Linked DNA regions of Homo sapiens: region 2 is linked to region 1. The links are chromatin loops, found by intact Hi-C in ENCODE. Cell type or tissue: PC-9. All regions are shown on one strand. Each heading gives the region's core, and the rest is flanking DNA. Links, peaks and the distances in the headings are about the cores only. Region 1 has its middle 18 kb from the start of HLA-F. Region 2 overlaps TRIM15 (tripartite motif containing 15).

Region 1 (9,368 bases), core at 536-8,535:
GAAAGGAGATTCCCTTCTTCATTGGATGACCTTTGTACTTGTATTCAAAATCAAGTGACTCTATTTTTGTCCTTCCATTTCTGGCCTCTCCATTCTGTTCTGTTGATCTATGTGTCTGTCCTTTTGCCAATACCACACTCTCTTGATCACTGTCCTTTGCAGAAAGACTGGAAATAGTATCTAATAATTTTGAAAGGTATGTTTTCATCATCATTCAGTTGAAAATATTATCTAACTTCCCTTATGTTTTCTTCTTTGATCCGTAGGTTATTTAGAAGGAAGATTTAAAATTTTCAATACTTTTTTGCCCCTAGACAACTTATTATTGATTTCCAATAAAATCTATTTTGGTCAGAGTACATATTCTGTATGATTTCAGTCCTTTGAAATATGTTGTTACTTGTTTTATGTCTCAACATATGACCTGTGTTAGTGAATGTACCATATTCACTTTACAAAATATATATTCTGGAGCTGTTGAACACAGTGACTGTAAATGTCAGATCAAGACGGTTGATAGTGTTGTTCATTTGTATTTTTAAAAAACTAAGAAAAAGCTGGGCGCGGTGGCTCACGCCTGTAATCCCAGCACTTTGGGAGGCCAAGACGTGTGGATCACCTCAGGTCGGGAGTTCGAGACCAGCCTAACCAACGTGGAGAAACCACGTCTCTACTAAAAATACAAAATTAGCTGGGCGTGGTGGTGCATGCCTGTAATCCCAGCTACTCGGGAGGCTGAGGCAGGATAATCGCTTGAACCCAGGAGGCAGAGGTTGCAGTGAGCGGAGATTGTGCCATTGCACTCCAGCCTGGGCAACAAGAACGAAACTCCATCTCAAAAAAAAATTAATAAAAAAAAAACTAAGAAAAAATAGAGCATCTTTAACTTCCCACCATATATTTGGCATTTCCAGTGTTGGTCACTCCTATCTGAAGACTCAAGTTACCATCTGGTATGACTTCTTTCAACCTGGGAAACTCCTTCAGTATTTTTCTTGCAGTAGAGTTATGTTTGCAACAAATTATCCTAGTTTTATTTTATCTGGAGACACCTTTTCATTTTTCTTCCCTGAAAATATTTTTACTGGATGTGCAATTCTGAGTTAGGTTGTTTTCTTACAGCACTCAAAAAAATGCCATTTCATTGTCTTCTGACCACCATAGTTTCTGATGACAAATTATGAACACATGGACTGGTCATTCTCATAATTGTTCTCATGTATGTAACGTGTCATTTTTCTCTGATTATTCTCACGATTTTCTGTGACCATAGGCTGCTCAGGGCTGGACTTGGATATGGCCATAAAGTGGTACTGTAGGAAGTGCAGTATCCTGGAATTAATTCCGGACCTTGGAATTAACAGGGCTGGGCCCCTTAGCACCTGCCCTTAGCTCTCCTTTCCCCAGGTCCCTAGAAACCCCCTCCTGATCTACACACACACACACACATGCACACACAACTTCTAACAGGGCCCTTCTCGTTTTTCTCTCCCCCCTGGTTCCTTCCACTCTCCCCCTTCTCTTATGATCCATTTCATCTCCCTTCTGCTCTCTGGACCAAGGCCCCAGGCCCGGACTCCAGGCTTGGAGCTCACAGGCTGATTCCTGGGATGAGCAGCCTCCACCTGCAGGAGCAGCAGCAGGAACAAGGGAGGGGACAGGAGGGCAAGGCCCCATTTTGGAGGCTGAGGGACTAGGTCATGTGGTAGCAATGGTTTGGGGGTGGATGAGCCCCAGATATGATCCCACTGTTTTGGCCTGGAGGTATCTCTTCCCTAAAGCCAAAATCCAGAGTCACTCAGTGGTGGGAGGAAACGTCAGTGTCAACATGGATTTTGGGAAGCTGGATGGACTCAGAGCCTGACTTGAGATCGGGAACCCCCTTGTATGCAGAGCCCTGTCCAGGTGCTGGGAACAGGAGAGCCTGGGAGGTCCTGGCTAGGGAGAAAGGGGAGCGGGGTCTCTGTCCTCGGCCCTGTGGCCACACGGGGGCGCCGCTGCGCTGCTCTCGGATTCTGAGTGCTCTCCGGGACGGGGCTGCGGGCTGAATGGGCAGACGGGGCTGAACCTGAGGTCAACCACGCTGAGACGGAGGTTCCTCCTGAGCACCTCTGGAATCCACAGGACTCAGGTTAGATTTGTTTGTCTTGCAACGTGAGGCAATTGTGGTGTAGCAAGATCTGGCTCTAGAATTCTTATGGCAAAATAGCTGTCATAGAATCCAACTAGAATGAGAGTCCAGGGCCTGGGTTGACTGCCCTGGGCACACCTGACTCTTGATGGGGTTGCCAAAATGTAGCTTGGCATTTACAAAAATTCTTTCCAAAGATTGCATCAAAGTCCAAAAGAATTATGTACAATTTCATTTCTGATGTCTCTGGCTGTGCTTTCGAAAGGGCAGGAAGAGCCATGGAAAGAGGCTGAAAGGCCCCTCTGGGAATTCTCAAATCTCTTTTCATAGCAGTAACTTGGACCTAGACAGCAAAGCCTGAAAGACACAGGTAGAAGGATCGCGAGGCGCAGCCCTCCCTTCTGATCAGCACAGGTATGGCTGTCTGGGCGCTTTTGCCCCTCTGTGTTCAGCAGGATGGACTCTGCAGTGAGGCGCAGCCCCTGTCTCCCCACTGCCCCAGATCAGAAGCATGTTTCCTTATCTTGTTTTCCACACACTCCTTTTCTTTTTCTGTCTTGTGACCACGAATAGAATAGACAGGCAAGGTCCTGTAAGACCAGGTAAAAGATGTTACTGATGCACTTTGGAAGGCTGAGGTGGGCGAATCACAAGGTCAGGAGTTTGAGACCAGCCTGGCCAACATGGTGAAACCCCATCTCTACAAAAAAAATCAAAATAAAAATACAAAATTTAGCCGGGCGTGGTGGCATGTGCCTATAATCCCAGCTACTCAGGAGGCTGAGGCAGGATAATCGCTTGAACCCGGGAGGTGGAGGCTACAGTGAGCAGAGATTGTGACATTGCACTCCAGCCTGGGCGACAGAGTGAGACTCTGTCTCAAAGAAAAAAAAAAAAAGTTAGTGAAATCATGATTGTGAAGGAACAATGGCAAATGGAGAGAAAGAGCAGAGAGACAGACAGAGATAGATACACACGTACACACACACATAGAGAAAATGAATATCCATCCATCCATCCATCCATCTATCCATCCATCCATCCATCCATCTACCCATCCACCCATCCACCCATCCACCTTTCTATCTCCTTGCAAGGTAGGTTCATCAACACTTTTACATTTATGCCCCAGCAAAAATCTTTTTTTGGCTCACACCTGCCCTCCTTCATCCAGCCAACTGACATATTTGCTGAGGTCTTGCCACGTGCCGCACTGGGTGCTGAGCATTGGAGTCTAAACAGGAACAGACCCCTGGGATGCACTCCCGTCCTGGGATGCCCTTCACTGTCCCGTCCCTGGCTGTGAGACATCCTCATCTCCCTGAGGCTCTTGTTTCTGGTCACTGGGAAAAGTCCCTGGCCCACCTCTCTATTGACACCTGGGAGACTCTATCGCTACTTTGAATAAAGCACTGATTTTCAGCATTTATTCTGTATCCACACTTACTAATGCCCTTTCAATTTAGAAGTTGTTACAAACGGGAGGGGTTATAACCTTAGGCACGTTGTTTAAGAGAATTGTAAAAATAAGGAAACATGATGGCAATGGGGTTTTCTGCTTTCTCCCAGAACACTTCATATTCATTTTCTCACCTGTGTTTGGTTGGTTGCAAGGTGGCTTCCACACCCCCAAGTTTATTTCAAGTAGCAGAAACACTTGCTTAGAAAACAAGTACTTTGGGAAATGCAGGGTCTCAGCCTCTGTCCTCAGGACTCCACACATCAGAAAGACATGTGCGTCTCCTCCCACAATCCTGGAGGTGCCCGTGGACTGCAGGTTCGCTCCTCACTGACTTTACTCATGTCCTACTGGAAAAGGATGGATTTCTAGAAATGTCCCAATGGCTTGGAACACTCAATTTCTCTGTGTGCACTGCAAGCAAACTGACAGTTTGACTTTTCAATTCTATTCAATACCTGAAAATAAACTGAATTTTCAGTATATTTCCTTCCAGAGAGTAAACTGAAAAGGGAACCTTTCTAAATTCAGTTATGATTTCCTGAAACATCGAAGAAGGCAAATGTGGGTGCCCTTAAAGACAAGAGAATTCTCTGACCTCAAATTTCATGTAGCAGCTGTAAGGTGGAGCTGGCAGCATCTGTCCCCACCTCTGGGTACACAGCAGAACGTGCCAGCTTTAGGGACCCCGGAGGACACAGCTGCACAGTGTCCGGGGGCATCCAGCAAACCCTCAGGAAGGACTCGGTCCACGCAGGAGCCTCCTTAAGCAACTTCTCCCTGAAAAACCCTGAAGTCTTAGAAATCCATAAAGAAAAAAGATATTCATGTCTCTGATAAAGAAAAGAAATGCCAGCAATCCAGCACTGAGAAGGGAAGCTACGAGACCACATTTTCTGCATGTGGAGAAGACACGTCTAATGGAGAGGTGGGAACTTGTCTCAAAAGTGTTGGGCCGCAGTGAGAGGGTGTGGTCGTCACTGCCACCACCCGCTGCTCACTCAGTGACCCCTCCCCATTGTAACTAACGGGCCAGTGAAGAGAAACACTTTTCGTCTGCTTGTACTGAAATAAGGCTATTACAATAAATCATCTCTGTGGTTGATTTTTCACTTAAGGATGGGATAACTGGGGAAATTGGTGCCTGTAGTGCAGGTTTTAAAGAAGCTCCCAGAAGCCCTTCTGAGGCCATCTCCAGGAGGCTGCCCCAGCGGGTATGAGGCCTTGCGCTTCTGCCATCCTGTGTGTCCCTGTGATGGAATTTTGGCCCAGCTAGGGATGGCAAGAGGCCAGGTCATCGCAGGTGGTCTGCAGGCCTGGTGAGGAAGGACAATGACAGACGGGGAGGCAGAAAGGCACACATATGACCAGACCTCCCCCTGGGTCCTGCTCCCATTCCTCTGTCCATCGCTCTTGCTCTGTCTGCCCTAGGGGAAATTTCCTGAAGGAAACAGGAAAAGGAACCTCTATTCCTCGCTGCATATCTTTTATGTAGGCCTTTCCTGTTATTCAAGCATATCCCCAGCAGATGGCAGAGAAGACATTTCAATTTCGTGCCTCTGCTTTTCCTCCCCCTCCTCCAACCGGAAAGTCAGGACCAAGGGAATGGATGAAGGCATTAAAGGTATAAATGAGAATGGGTGATAATTTCCCTTTCTCTGAGCTGGGGAGTCCCATTGCAAGGGTGGGAATAGAAATGTCCAGTGTAACCATTCAGAGATGACAGATACTGCCCTGAAAACAGTCACAAAATCAAACCATGATGTGCCTCCCTGGGCTCCTTGGCTCTGGGCTGCTGCTTTCTTTTATTGAGAATCTAAGAGGTGCTGAGCATTCAGTTAAAACGGGACTCAAGGGTTCCTGCATTGTCCTCTGCCTTAATTGCATTTGAAAATATATTTTGTCAGTTCAATCCTTCTCCTGCCCGTCTCTGTTTCTCTTTTTAAAGAAGCTGAACATTGGCACCTTCAAAAGAAAATTGCTAACATGTGAAATAATATATTGTCTAGGATTTAGTTGAAAATAACCTGGTGTTGGGCTATGGTTGAGGATGTAGATAAATCAAGAGTGGGTGTTACTGAGTGAAGGGTACAGTGAAGGTCACTTTACTCTTCTGTCTACTTCTGTGTTTGCTTAAAATATTTGTACAAGTTTAAAAAAATAAGAACCAGGGTTACCAGGGGGCATGGCATATGCTGAATAATCATGAGATACCGGTTATAATTTCAAACAAATCTCCAATAAAAATAGATAATAATTTGAAGTCAAACCACAGGGACAAAATGTTTTTAGATGTCTCCAAATTCCTCACTTCCCTCCTCTAAATTCAGGTGGGTCACTTCATACTTTCTCCCAACCGCAGGTTCCCAATAGGCAGGTCCTAGAGCCCAACCTTGGTGGGGCAGGGAGTAGGGATTTAAAAACTGCATGATGATCAACAGCAGGAAAGAGGATTGGGGCTGAGAGGGGAGGAGAGGCAGGCAGGAGACCCCTGGGGAGTTGCTGCCCCAAGGAACTCCTTCTTCACCCTCTGAGAGAAAGTGTCACAGGACCACAGACCCTTGGTCTTCATAGATCCCATAACCTCCCCCGAATTGTATGTAAAATTGTGTGGGAATGCAGGTGAGTGCATTTCAGCTGGGGCTGGCTTTGACAAGGCTGTGGCCTGCAGTAGATATCAAAGTAGTCATCTAGGTCTCGTGTAGATGATGGAAAACTCGATGGGAGGGAGACACGGTGCCTTGACCCAGAGTCAATGCCAATAAACTTGGCTAGGACATAGTACCCAGTCATTTAATCAAAACCTAATCTAGATGTTGCTGTGAAGATATTTAGTACATGTGGTTAACATTTACAATCAGTTGACTTTATGAAAAGGAAATTACCCTCAATAATGTAGATGGACCTCATCCAATCAGTAGAAGGCTTTAAGAGCAGAAACTACAGTTTCCCAGAAAAGAAGAAATTCTGTCTTAAGACTACCATATCAACTTCTGTCTGCATTTTCAGCCTGCTGGCGTATCCTACAGATTTCACACTTGCCACCGTAATAATTGCATGAGTCAGTTTCATAACACGAATAAAACACACACATACACACACACACACACACACACACACACACACACACCCCTTATTGGTTCTGTTTCTCTGTTGAATCCAGAATAATACAGATTTTGGTACTTAGAGTGATTCTAGAGGAAGAGAATCCTTTTAAAACGTTTATAGCCAACAATAAAAAACTTTATTAAAAATGTTGAAAAGCATAAAACGGTAATTATAAATTAGCAAACACCCAACAAGAAAAGCACTTATTTTCTTTTCCTTATACAGTACAAGAAAGAGTAATTGGGATCTCATTCACTTTCAGCCACCATTTGCCCTAGATGTCCTTCACTCAAAACAAGTTTTTAGCTTGTGTTTTTGGAGTGGAAACTCACATGGCTACTAAGAAACAACTCTAAAAATGTAACTTAGACACTCAAAATTCCATGTGCCATGTTAACATGTAATGATGGTTCATATTACAGCATCTCACAATAGGTAAGCATTATTTCCAAAGTAAAATTAAGTCACATTTGTGGTTGCTAGTGAATGCGGCACAAATGGACCCTGAAGATTCAGGCATTGTTCTGCTCTGGAGTAGGACATCTGTGGCTCCAGCAAACTGTACAAAGGCTTTTTTTTTTTTTTAATGTATCTTCCGTGATACTTCAATTATTTCACCTTATTAATCATTTTCTTGCAAACAAAACTGAAAATATCAGTTCATAATGTGTTTCCATACACCTTGCCCTTATTCAAATGGTTATGAACAAGTGGTCTTCCATTTTCTATTGCCGCTGTAATTATTTGTTCCTGATCTGGCAACACCTTCTTCAGCTCCTTTCTCTGGCCACCGAGATTAACAGTCCAACAAGCGGTCTTTTGATTCACTAAGTGGCTTAATAGGACAACGTTGATTTGAGCCAATACTTCTGGCATGTTCATTTCAATTTGTAACTTTTTTCTGAATTCATCCCCACAAGGTGAGCTGGAAAACTGCAACCATAACCAAAGCTAGAAAATACTGGAAGTAGCCAATATTTCTCTTCATCACCAAAGACTGGTCTCTAATTTTTACTATTGTTCTATTTTTTCCAGCCAGCCAACAGTAGTAGCTGAAAAGCGAGAGCACACTGATGAAGAACACTGCGGGCACAAAGAAAAGGAAAAGTATGTGGAGCTTTGCTGTGTATCTCTTAGTTCATTCTACTCACTAGAACGTGGCGTTCTCAGGAATTGACGTCCTCCAGGCCCCCAGATGAGGGTAGTGAGCACCCTGAGAGCCAGCTGGACTCCCCTCTTGGTGTGTTACTGCACAGCCACAGCCTCTGGGTAGGGAGTTGTCCTGCACTTCTGGAATCATCTTTTTGGTCATGGTGGCTACTGCTGTACTGTCCTTCTGAGGTCAGTGAGATAGGGTGTTCACAGCCTCACTTGAAAGGAAACAAGAGACTTGTCAGGTTGATGGAGAGAACAAGCTGTTCGACAGTGCGCAAACCATATCCTGGGCTTGTGGTTAGAACATCCTGCAGCAAAGAGGTAGAAGAGCCAAGGGAGGCATCCCCACATCTGAGGAAGCCCAGAAACCCATGAATAGCGTCCTTGGGCTGACCTATGCTCATTACAATAGTAGCAAACACAACTCTGAGAGGGAAGTTAAGATGCTAATGAGACGTAAGATGTGTGTGCTGATATGTACAACCACAGTGCATGCACGTTCAAGAGACCACAGAACATGCTTAAAACAATACCCCTTCCCACCTATTCATGAATAATCATGTAAGACTCCCGTGAGGGGAGGGTACTGTCTCTCTTTTGAGCAGCTGCTCTGATCAGCTGTCAGAGTGTACTTTCACTTTGCAATAAATTCTCTTGCTGACTTTTACTTTGGACTTGCTCTCAAATTCTTTTGTGTGGCAAAGTCAAGAACCTGAACCGGCCCATTGGCTACATTTCCTTCCTTTTTTCTTTCTTTCTGTATCTTGTTGCTAGGGATAACTTTGCCCCTGCTGGCAGCATGCCCCTGAGGATGGCACCCTGTGGCTGGCGTCTTCCTTGGCTTGGCCTCGGGTCACTAAGCATAGCCCATGGTAGGAGGTTCTGAGAATGAGTGGCACTGCCTTGTGCAACGGTCCCCATGGGAGTGGCCCACAGGTGCTTGCATCTGTGGCATTTTCACAACTGTTTAAAAAGACTCAAGAATGTACTGTGGGAGGAGAGCAGGTCTGGAGACTCACCTGTGTCCCCCACCTGCTCATCTGCATGGCCGTGTGCCTGACATGGTCAGAAATGAGAAATGCTGCTGCCCCTTTGCAAAGCACTACTTAGTTTTTCTCTTCTTGAAGGTGGTGGCACGATGCCCAGGTTGAGATGGACGCAGGAGTCAGCATCCTAAAGTAAAAGGAGAGACTTTAACAGAAATACCTGAGCTTTTCAATGAGAATGAACAGGGCCTTTTACCCTCTGGCAACTGTGTATTTCCCATTGACATGTTTCTTGTCCTCAGAATGGTTTTTCCTTTTTGCAGGTGGTTTATTGAAAAAGGAAAGGACAGAAAAGAAAAAGCAGGAGAAGGTGTATGGGAAGCTGGGACCCTGGCCCTGTGCAGGGGAGATACAAGGTGCTTCTGGGGAGGCTGCCGCCATCTGGGGCACTGGCACATGGGGCACGGCAGGGCTCGCCTTCCTGATGATGCCGCCTATCCCAGTTGCCCACCAGAAGTTGCAGTGCCCA
Region 2 (9,368 bases), core at 892-8,891, 470 kb after region 1:
AATCCTCTGGGTATATACCCAGTAATGGGATTGCCAGGTCAAATGGTATTTCTCATTCTAGATTCTTGAGGAGTTGCCACACTGTCTTCCACAACGGTTGAACTAATTTACACTCCCACCAACATTGTAAAAGCATTCTTATTTCTCCACATCATCTCCAGCATCTGTTATTTCCTGACTTTTTAATGATCACCATTCTAACTGGTGTGAGATGGTATCTCATTGTGGTTTTGATTTGCATTTCTCTAATGACCAGTGATGATGAGCTTCTTTTCATAGGTTTGTTGGCCACATAAATGTCTTCTTTTGAGAAGTGTCTGTTCATATCCTTCACCTACTTTTTGATGGGGCTGTTTGTTTTTTTCTTGTAAATTTGTTTAAGTTCTTTGTAGATTTTGGATATTAGCCCTTTGTCAGATGGATAGATTGCAAAATGTTTCTCCCATTCTGTAGGTTGCCTGTTCACTCTGATGATAGTTTCTTTTGCTGTGCAGAAGCTCTTTCATTTAATTAGATACCATTTGTCAATTTAGGCTTTTGTTGCCATTGCTTTTGGTGTTCTAGTCATGAAGTCTTTGCCCATGCCTATGTCCTGAATGGTATTGCCTAGGTTTTCTTCTAGGGTTTTTATGGTTTTAGGTCTTACGTTTAAGTCTTTAATCCATCTTGAGTTAATTTTTATTTCAGGTGTAAGGAAGGGGTCCAGTTTCAGTTTTCTGCATATGGCTAGCCAGTTTTCCCAACACCATTTATTAAATAGGGAATCCTTTCCCCATTGCTTGTTTTTGTCAGGTTTGTCAAAGATCAGATGGTTGTAGATGTGTGGTGTTATTTCTGAGGCCCTTCTTCTGTTCCATTTGTCTATATGTCTGTTTTGATACCAGACATATTTGATATCATATACTACAGCCTTGTAGTATAGTTTGAAGTCAGGTAGCATGATGCCTCCAGCTTCATTCTTTTTGCTTAAGATTGTATTGGCTATGTGGGCTCTTTATTGGTTCCATATGAAATATAAAGTAGTTTTTTCTAATTCTGTGAAGAAAGTCAATGGTAGCTTGATAGGGATAACACTGAATCTATAAATTACTTTGGGCAGTATGGCCATTTTCACAATATTGATTCTTCCTATCCATGAGCATGGAATGTTTTTCCATTTGTCTGTGTTCTCTCTGATTTCCTTGAGCAGTGGTTTGTAGTTCTCCTTGAAGAGGTCCTTCACATCTGTGGGCACTAAGTCCTTTTCTCTCCCTCTCTATTCAACTGGAAATTTATCTTTCAAGGCACATTGTAAATGTTTTCTGCTTTCCAAACCTTCCCTTAGGCCTACAGGCAGAGCTGACCTCTGTGTTCCCATCTCACTGTGTGTACCCCTGGACTATTGCATTTATCTATCTGTATTTTAATCACTTGACATTGACTTCTTCCTGAGATGGTGGTCTCTTTAGGGCAAGGACTGGGCCTTTTCCACCTTTGAACCCCTCAGCACTCAACAGTGTGCCCAGGATGTGATAGTTAATAATTGTGAGTTGAATTATTAATTCAGTCACCTCTATCCACCCATTCTTCTCCCCACAGGATCGTCTCAGGAGTCGACTGGAAGCTCTGAGCACGGAGAGAGATGAGATTGAGGATGTAAAGTGTCAAGAAGACCAGAAGCTTCAAGTGCTGCTGGTACAGGCCACGTCACTGGCTACCTTTTCCTTTGAAGGTTTTCTTAAGAGACTCTGGGGAAACCCGTTGGCTGGTATCTGTTTCCTGGCTGAAAAGAACTGACAAACTGTTCTCGTTCACCTTCCTGTGGCTGCACAAAGGCATTTGGGATCTCAGACCATGAGCACTAGAAGTGGTTCTGATGTCTTGCAATCCAAGATCCATCTTGTATATCACATTTTACAGAGCAGAAAACTTAGGACCAGAAAAGCAATGCTCCCAAGGCCACATAGCAAAGCTGAAGTTCATGAGGAACCTGGATTTCTTGACCCTTAATTCATTGTTCTTTCCATCCTAGTCTGTTTGCCTGAACACACCACCTTCAGATGGGAAGCTTGGGGTCAAAAACATATGTTAGTGTCGGGATTCTAGTCCTGACTACAGGCTGACCTTGAGGAGAGTAGGCTGATGGTGTGGCTACATCTGGATCCCTCACGCCTCTCTTTTCATGCTATAAAGTTATGGAGGAATCACAGTGTGAGGATTTCTGGTACCTTGACCAAGGAGAGAGTGTGGGGACAAAGCAACCTATCCACCATCCCTCAGCTCTCATCAACGTATGCCCTGTAGTTGGTGATTTCCACGGCTAAAACCAAAATTACACACTCTCCCACTAAGTTGTGTTGACTCCAATCACAACTTCCTTTTGCCTCTAAGAAATTATTACAGTCTTCCCCACCTAACTCTAAGAAGGCATAGTAGGGTTATGATGGTATTGTAGTTGTGGAAATATTTTTGAAAAGTTCAACATCATTCTGAGAGCATAATGTAGCATTATTATTAGAGTATCTAGCTAAGACAGTAGCACAGCCCTCATCATTGGTAAGTTCATCCTGAGACCTAACTACTTCTAGGCATATTAGTAAATGGAATGAGTCTTGGACCAGTTGCTCCCTATCCCTGTTAATCAATAATAAGTATATAGATGATCATCCTGGAAGCTATCTCTGAGCCCCTTCCTAACCATGTCTGCCTTTTATCCCTTGAAGACTCAGATCGAAAGCAAGAAGCATCAGGTGGAAACAGCTTTTGAGAGGCTGCAGCAGGAGCTGGAGCAGCAGCGATGTCTCCTGCTGGCCAGGCTGAGGGAGCTGGAGCAGCAGATTTGGAAGGAGAGGGATGAATATATCACAAAGGTCTCTGAGGAAGTCACCCGGCTTGGAGCCCAGGTCAAGGAGCTGGAGGAGAAGTGTCAGCAGCCAGCAAGTGAGCTTCTACAAGTGAGAGACACTTCACCACTTTGTAGGATAAGAGAGGGACTCCACGGGGAAGGGGGTGGGCACCATGCTTTGGGCTGGAGAGAGGCAGGAAAGGGAAGTGGAGAGAGGTTAACGGGGTGCAGATCCAGAGGGGCTGGAGACTTGCCCAAGTCATACACTGTGGTCATGTTAAGGGGTTTAGGGTCAGACAGTCTTGGATTTGAATGTTGGCTCTTCCAATTGTGTGACTTGAGTGAGTCTCTTAGCCTCTCTAAACATGGGGACAGCAATAGCACCTCCCTCATAAAGTTATTGCAAAATTATAAGAAACAATCCATAAAAAATGCTTGGCATGATTCCTGATATACAGAAAGAACTCAATAACTGGTGTCTGCTATGGTTATGAATATGTGATCCTGGCTCACATCAGGTCCAGCTGATAACTGAAGGCAGGCCCCTGCTCTCTACCACCTCCTAATCATTGCAGACACAACCCACCCCCACGATAAGGCTGAAACAGGGAAACCAGCACAAATGAACTGACTACAGAAACCCAAATTAGTAAGAAAACATGATGTAAAAGAACAATCTAATGAGTAGGTAATTAAACAGGACAACTCTCTGCAGAAGGAGAGTTTTGAGTTCATATTTTAAGGGAAAAGTGATGTACAGAATCCCTGACAGGAAGGACTTATGGAAACTAAATGTATGTTCTTGTCTTTCTTTTGCAGGATGTCAGAGTCAACCAGAGCAGGTAGGGCCCACTCCCCGGTCCTGCCTCCTTTTACTCAACATCAAGACTGAATGGGAAGGGGCAGGGGCACTTACTGCCACCCACTTTGCCAGGAAAGCAAAGGCACTCTGGCAGACACACTGTCTCATTCAACTGTGCACAAACAGTCCAAACTCACTAAAGATTTGCGTTCTAAAGGTTCATTTTTAAATTGATTGGTTGGTATTGGGGACACATTTTTTCCCCTAGAAGTGAAGTTATAAATAATAATCATGTTTTTAGGTTGATCCAGGAACATTTATTTAATCTATGAAATTATTAGTACTTGAGTCAGTATCTAACACCATTTAAAATGTAATTTAAAGGGGGAATACTTTCTGTAGACTATGATAAGCATGGAAACCAGGAATACCAGCCTGTTCTTTCATTCATTCATTTTTTACACACATCTCTGGTTTCCTTCAGAATTTTCTAATGCTACTGTAAAAGGACAGCCACCAGGAGCCAGTGGCATTGTAAATGCATGGCCCTTTCCTTCCCTGTCTGCTATAAGCATTAGCAGTCTGCACTGAGATGAAGAGAGGTGTAGTGACTAGGGAACAATTGTCACGTGCTTTGTGCCTATTCCCGTGCAGGGAGGATAAACCCAGGGTCCATGAATCAGGAAGTGTCTCCAAACATGCTTTTCAAAGAGCATTAGAGGTTTAGATCTAGAAGGGCTTGGAGGTCTTCCAGTCTGAGGAAGAAACTGAGACCCAGGGGGTGAAGAGTCTTCAAGGTAATGCAGCAAGTGTCTAATGAGGACTGAGCTGGGACCAGAATCAGGAGTTTTTTTCATTGCAATATATATTTTCGTTGATCCTTTTTTTTTCTTCCCTTCTAGCCTCTTTTCCTTTACAAATAGCAGCATACACAAGGGTAGTTTAAGGCTGTTTTCAAATGGTACCCTGTTGCCCTCTAGAGACCAAAAGGGGTAATGATCTCTGTCCCTCAGCCCCTACAGAACCAAACATTCTCCTAAAGGGGCTTACCTCCAATTCTTGAGAAGTGATTATCCTTAGTTCCTCTTAGGTTTAACTGAAATGCCTACTATTTTAGTAACTACACATTTCCAGCAAAAGTAAAGAAATGATACTCAATTTCATTATTCACCACAGACGCCAAGATCATTCTTTAGTCTGATTTTAGCCTCACGTGGTCTCACCCGAACATTTGTTTTTGGAATTTGGACCTAACTGGTTACCAAACCTGTCTGCAGGTGTGAGATGAAGACTTTTGTGAGTCCTGAGGCCATTTCTCCTGACCTTGTCAAGAAGATCCGTGATTTCCACAGGAAAATACTCACCCTCCCAGAGATGATGAGGATGTTCTCAGGTAAAGGGGAAGGCGCCACAGTTTTCCCCAGTCCCATTAGCTGCCCTCCTGTCTTCCACCCATCTCCATCCTTCTCTGCCCTTGAAACCTGGCTCGAGACATCTTCCCTCCCCAGAGCCTTCCCTTAGTGATCTCAATTTATTCAGGGGCACTATTCCCAGAGCATCTCCTCCACTCCCTAAGGACAGGTGCAGGACTGAGAGTCCAGGAGGGTGAGGACCCTTCTCCTCCACTAGACCACAGCAGAAGCCGAGTCTTCTGTCCTCATCTTCACATTGTACTCAAGTCACCTTGCCCCTGGGGGTGCCTATAAGAAGTAATAAGTCACAGATCTCTCTTTCTATTTCTGCTTCCCTCAGAAAACTTGGCGCATCATCTGGAAATAGATTCAGGTAAACAGCTTGGGATTTGGGGAGTCATTCTTCCATTCATCCATTCAATCCATGGCAGCAAACAGAGCAATAAAATGCATGAATTCTGGAGCTTGATTGCTTGAGTTCTCGATTCCAGTTCTTGCTAGCTCTGAGACACTGGGCAAGTTATTAAGCCTCTGTCCCACAATATTTTCTTCATCAGTAAAATGAAAATAAAAGTACTGTACCTGTCCCATAAGTAGCTGTGAGGACAAAATAAATTAATACATGCAAAGAGCTTAGTATATTACCTGACTCATAGTAAGTGCTCAATTAATGTCATCTACTTGTGTAGATATTACTCGTTGAAAAATACTTATCAAGCCCTAGTTTTTTGAGAGCATTGTGCTGGGCTCTCTACTGATTTGAACAAAAAATGTGCAATTTTTTAAAAATCACATTTATTTTTAAATTGGTGCTTAATTTAGAAGTTGTTTCCATAAGCATCACCTCACTCACTCTGGTATAGGTAAGTGCTTTTCAAACTTAATATGCAGAAACGTCTCCTAGGGATCCTGTTAAAATGCAGATTCTGATTTAGTAGGGTGGGATGGGGCCCAATATTCTGCATTTCTAACAAACACCCAGGTGGTGGGGATGCTGCTGGTCCCTCCCGCTGCACTTTGAGAAGCAAATCCTTAACAGCACCACTTGCTGATTAGGTAGAAGGGCGGTTCAGAGAAGTGGCCCAATGGCAGGCTGCCCAAGTCCAGTACTCCTTCTGCCTCCCACGTGCGTTGCCTGCTCTAGGAACATCTGTGGTTGCCGCCCGCTGTTGATGTCTGCGCGCTCCTCCCTCTAGGGGTCATCACTCTGGACCCTCAGACCGCCAGCCGGAGCCTGGTTCTCTCGGAAGACAGGAAGTCAGTGAGGTACACCCGGCAGAAGAAGAGCCTGCCAGACAGCCCCCTGCGCTTCGACGGCCTCCCGGCGGTTCTGGGCTTCCCGGGCTTCTCCTCCGGGCGCCACCGCTGGCAGGTTGACCTGCAGCTGGGCGACGGCGGCGGCTGCACGGTGGGGGTGGCCGGGGAGGGGGTGAGGAGGAAGGGAGAGATGGGACTCAGCGCCGAGGACGGCGTCTGGGCCGTGATCATCTCGCACCAGCAGTGCTGGGCCAGCACCTCCCCGGGCACCGACCTGCCGCTGAGCGAGATCCCGCGCGGCGTGAGAGTCGCCCTGGACTACGAGGCGGGGCAGGTGACCCTCCACAACGCCCAGACCCAGGAGCCCATCTTCACCTTCACTGCCTCTTTCTCCGGCAAAGTCTTCCCTTTCTTTGCCGTCTGGAAAAAAGGTTCCTGCCTTACGCTGAAAGGCTGAAGTGGGGCGCGCGAAGGGCGGCGAAGCGGAGACGGCGGCTCTCCGGGATCCAGCTCCGCCCCTGGCCAGTGTGCGGCCCGGGGGCTCCCTGTGCCCGCGTGAGGCGAGAGAACAGGGGACTTGAGTCTCGAACAGCGGTTGTTTTTACTTTATTTATCTTAGGCCCTCAGCTCCCTGACGTCCTGAGCCTCCCTGTGACGCTCTGGCCTTCTCTGTACCTCAGAGTGCAGAACCACAGACGGCTTCGGCTGTGCCTAGGGCAACAGCCAACCTAGGAGCCAGCGGGCTTTCGGGGAAAAAAAAGAAAAAGACATCTAAAATAAAATGTTTAAACTGTTTCAAAATAATTATCTTGGGAAAAATCAGGGTTTTGCTGGACTTGCACTAATTTGTACAGTTAACTTCGTACTTTGACACACACCTGAAGATGCCTCCACCTTTGTAGGGCTTAGGGCCTTTTTATCAGCCCTGGGTGGACCCCAGGGCCCCTTCCTTTCCCTTCCCTTCTGGTCATTTCTCTGGACTTGTAGAGAATGTCCTAAGAAAGTGTGACTCACAGACCTCTGGATTCCATGTGTCCAATTAGCGCTGATGGGACTGGAGAAAGGCTTAAATCCAATGGGATCTGCCTGTGTTGGCAATTTAGGGCCGAGATGGCTCGAGGGAGTAGATGCAGAGAGGAAGGGTGATGATCCCTCTGTGACCAAGACACAATCCTGTCCCTTCTTTTAGTCAGGATATCCCTGATGACAGACAGTGGGACAATCACCAGGCCCCATTGTTTAAGAAAACGAGGCTTTTGCTCAGGTCTAACTAACCTCTCAAATATTTGTTATTACTGCAGTTATTATTTGGACACAGAAACAGACCACAGGTTAAAATAACTTTAAAAAGCAAAGTATTAATCCCTATACAAGTGATGTTTCCTTCCACCCCTACCCTTTCTCCTCTCAAGTTGAACACTCACATTCTCACCCTTCCACCCCAACCTCTGAAAAAAATCTGCCTTCAACTCCAATCCAGGTTCCCTGTAGTGTAAGACAATACCCTGTGTACAAGAACACTTTAGGGTCGGCACGGTGGCTTGCGCCAGTAATCCCAACACTTTGGGAGGCTGAGGCAGGTAGATCACTTAAGGTCAGGAGTTTAAGACCAGCCTGGACAGCATGGTGAAACCCTGTCTCTATTAAAAATATAAAAATTAGCTGGGCGAGATGGCAGGCGCCTGTAATCCCAGCTGCTCAGGAGGCTGAGGCAGGAGAATCACTTAAACCAGGGAGGCGGAGGTTGCAGTGAGCTAAGATCAAGCCACTGCATTCCAGCCCGAGTGACGGAGTGAGACTCCATCTCAAAAAAACAAAAAACAAAAAACAGGCTAGGCGCGGTGGCTCACGGTGGTAGGCCGAGGCAGGTGGGTCACCTGAGGTCAGGAGTTTGAGCCTGGCCAACATGGTGAAACCCCATCTCCACTAAATATACAAAAATTAGCTGGGTGTGGTGGCAGACCAGCTACTTGGGAGGCTGAAGCAGGGGAATCACTTGAACCCAGGAGGCAGAGGTTGCAGTGAGCTGAGATTGTACCACTGCACTCCAGCCTGGGTGACAGAGTGAGACTCTGTCTCCAAGAAACAAACAAACAAATAAAACAAAGAACATCTTCATTATTGCGTAAGCCCTGCTCCTAAAGCATGGGTCAGATGTTTTAAAAGCACTCAAAGAGTTTGGACCATATGTGAATTTTATTTAAAAATTGTAACATGAATCAATGTGATGTGAATAATTAACCCTAACTTGACTGTTGGGGAAATAGAGGTTCTTGATATAAAAGAAGCCAGACAATGTGGGGTTTCTTCTGCCCCCCAGTGTGGTGAGCAGAGCCATCCTTATCTGACCCAAGTGGCTTGGTAGTCCAACCTAGTAGTAGTAGTAGTGGTAGTAGTAGTAGTATTGCCCAATGCTTATTATAAAAGTTGTATATGCTCATGGTTAAGAAAATTCAAACATTTTCAAAGTGTATAAATAAAAACCTCTTTCCCCACCCACTCAACACTTCCCCTTGCCACTCCCCATAGTTAAACATTGATATCAATTTTTTGTATATCCTGCAAGTTTTGAATACAAATATATATTGCTTTCTCTTTTTTTTACATAAATTAGATTATGCCATAAGTATTCTTTGCAACCCCTCCAAAAGAAAAACTATGTGCAACACATGCTAATTGTACCATTGGTCAAATTTGTTTTAATTATATCTTCATTTGAACCTTACAACAAGCCTGTGAAATACATAAGACCTATTTTGTTTTTCTCATGTGGTGGTTGAGAAAACTGGCACACAGTTAAATGAACTTGTCTAACAATTTTCACAGCTGGTCCTTGTGACCTGCTGAAGTAGAATCTACCTGTCCTGGAGCTCAGTGCAGTCACATTTCCACCACACTCAGACTTCTAAAACAGACACATCCCAATGGGGCTATGTTTCATTTGCTACCCATTGAATTCATGTTTTAGACAGGGCATTTTTGGTTTCATATGAAACAGAAAAAAGAAAAAAAGAACCGATGAACCATAAGCACACTGTATTTCCAAGTCTCTGGTACTTCTAATTTTAGAGTG

Evidence for each region. Peaks named below come from ENCODE experiments on the same cell type or tissue, not always from the same donor. Only the 100,000 strongest peaks of a DNase experiment are listed, where the experiment ranks them.
Region 2: a loop joins it to region 1, with 10 times the contacts of the local background. A loop is called at or near these places in 2 of 110 quality-filtered maps.

Annotation. Positions count from the first base shown.
Region 1 is chr6:29,700,707-29,710,074 of GRCh38, forward strand. It overlaps the pseudogene ZDHHC20P1. Among named protein-coding and RNA genes, the nearest start is that of HLA-F, 18 kb to the right of the region's middle. RefSeq lists a silencer at 2,518-2,632. In PC-9, for the core only: CTCF peaks have their summits at 1,946 (motif pointing right), 5,123 (motif pointing right) and 5,323; no DNase peak of the experiment used is centred there; H3K27me3 peaks cover 1,061 bases.
Region 2 is chr6:30,165,598-30,174,965 of GRCh38, forward strand. TRIM15 (tripartite motif containing 15) reads left to right here. Exons shown (of 7, transcript NM_033229.3): 2 at 1,579-1,674; 3 at 2,703-2,933; 4 at 3,644-3,666; 5 at 4,904-5,019; 6 at 5,379-5,411; 7 at 6,235-7,096. The coding sequence ends at 6,752. Among named protein-coding and RNA genes, the nearest start is that of TRIM15, 6.7 kb to the left of the region's middle. RefSeq lists an enhancer at 6,149-6,698. In PC-9, for the core only: CTCF peaks have their summits at 4,644 (motif pointing left) and 4,853; a DNase peak (open chromatin) is centred at 4,604; H3K27me3 peaks cover 2,406 bases.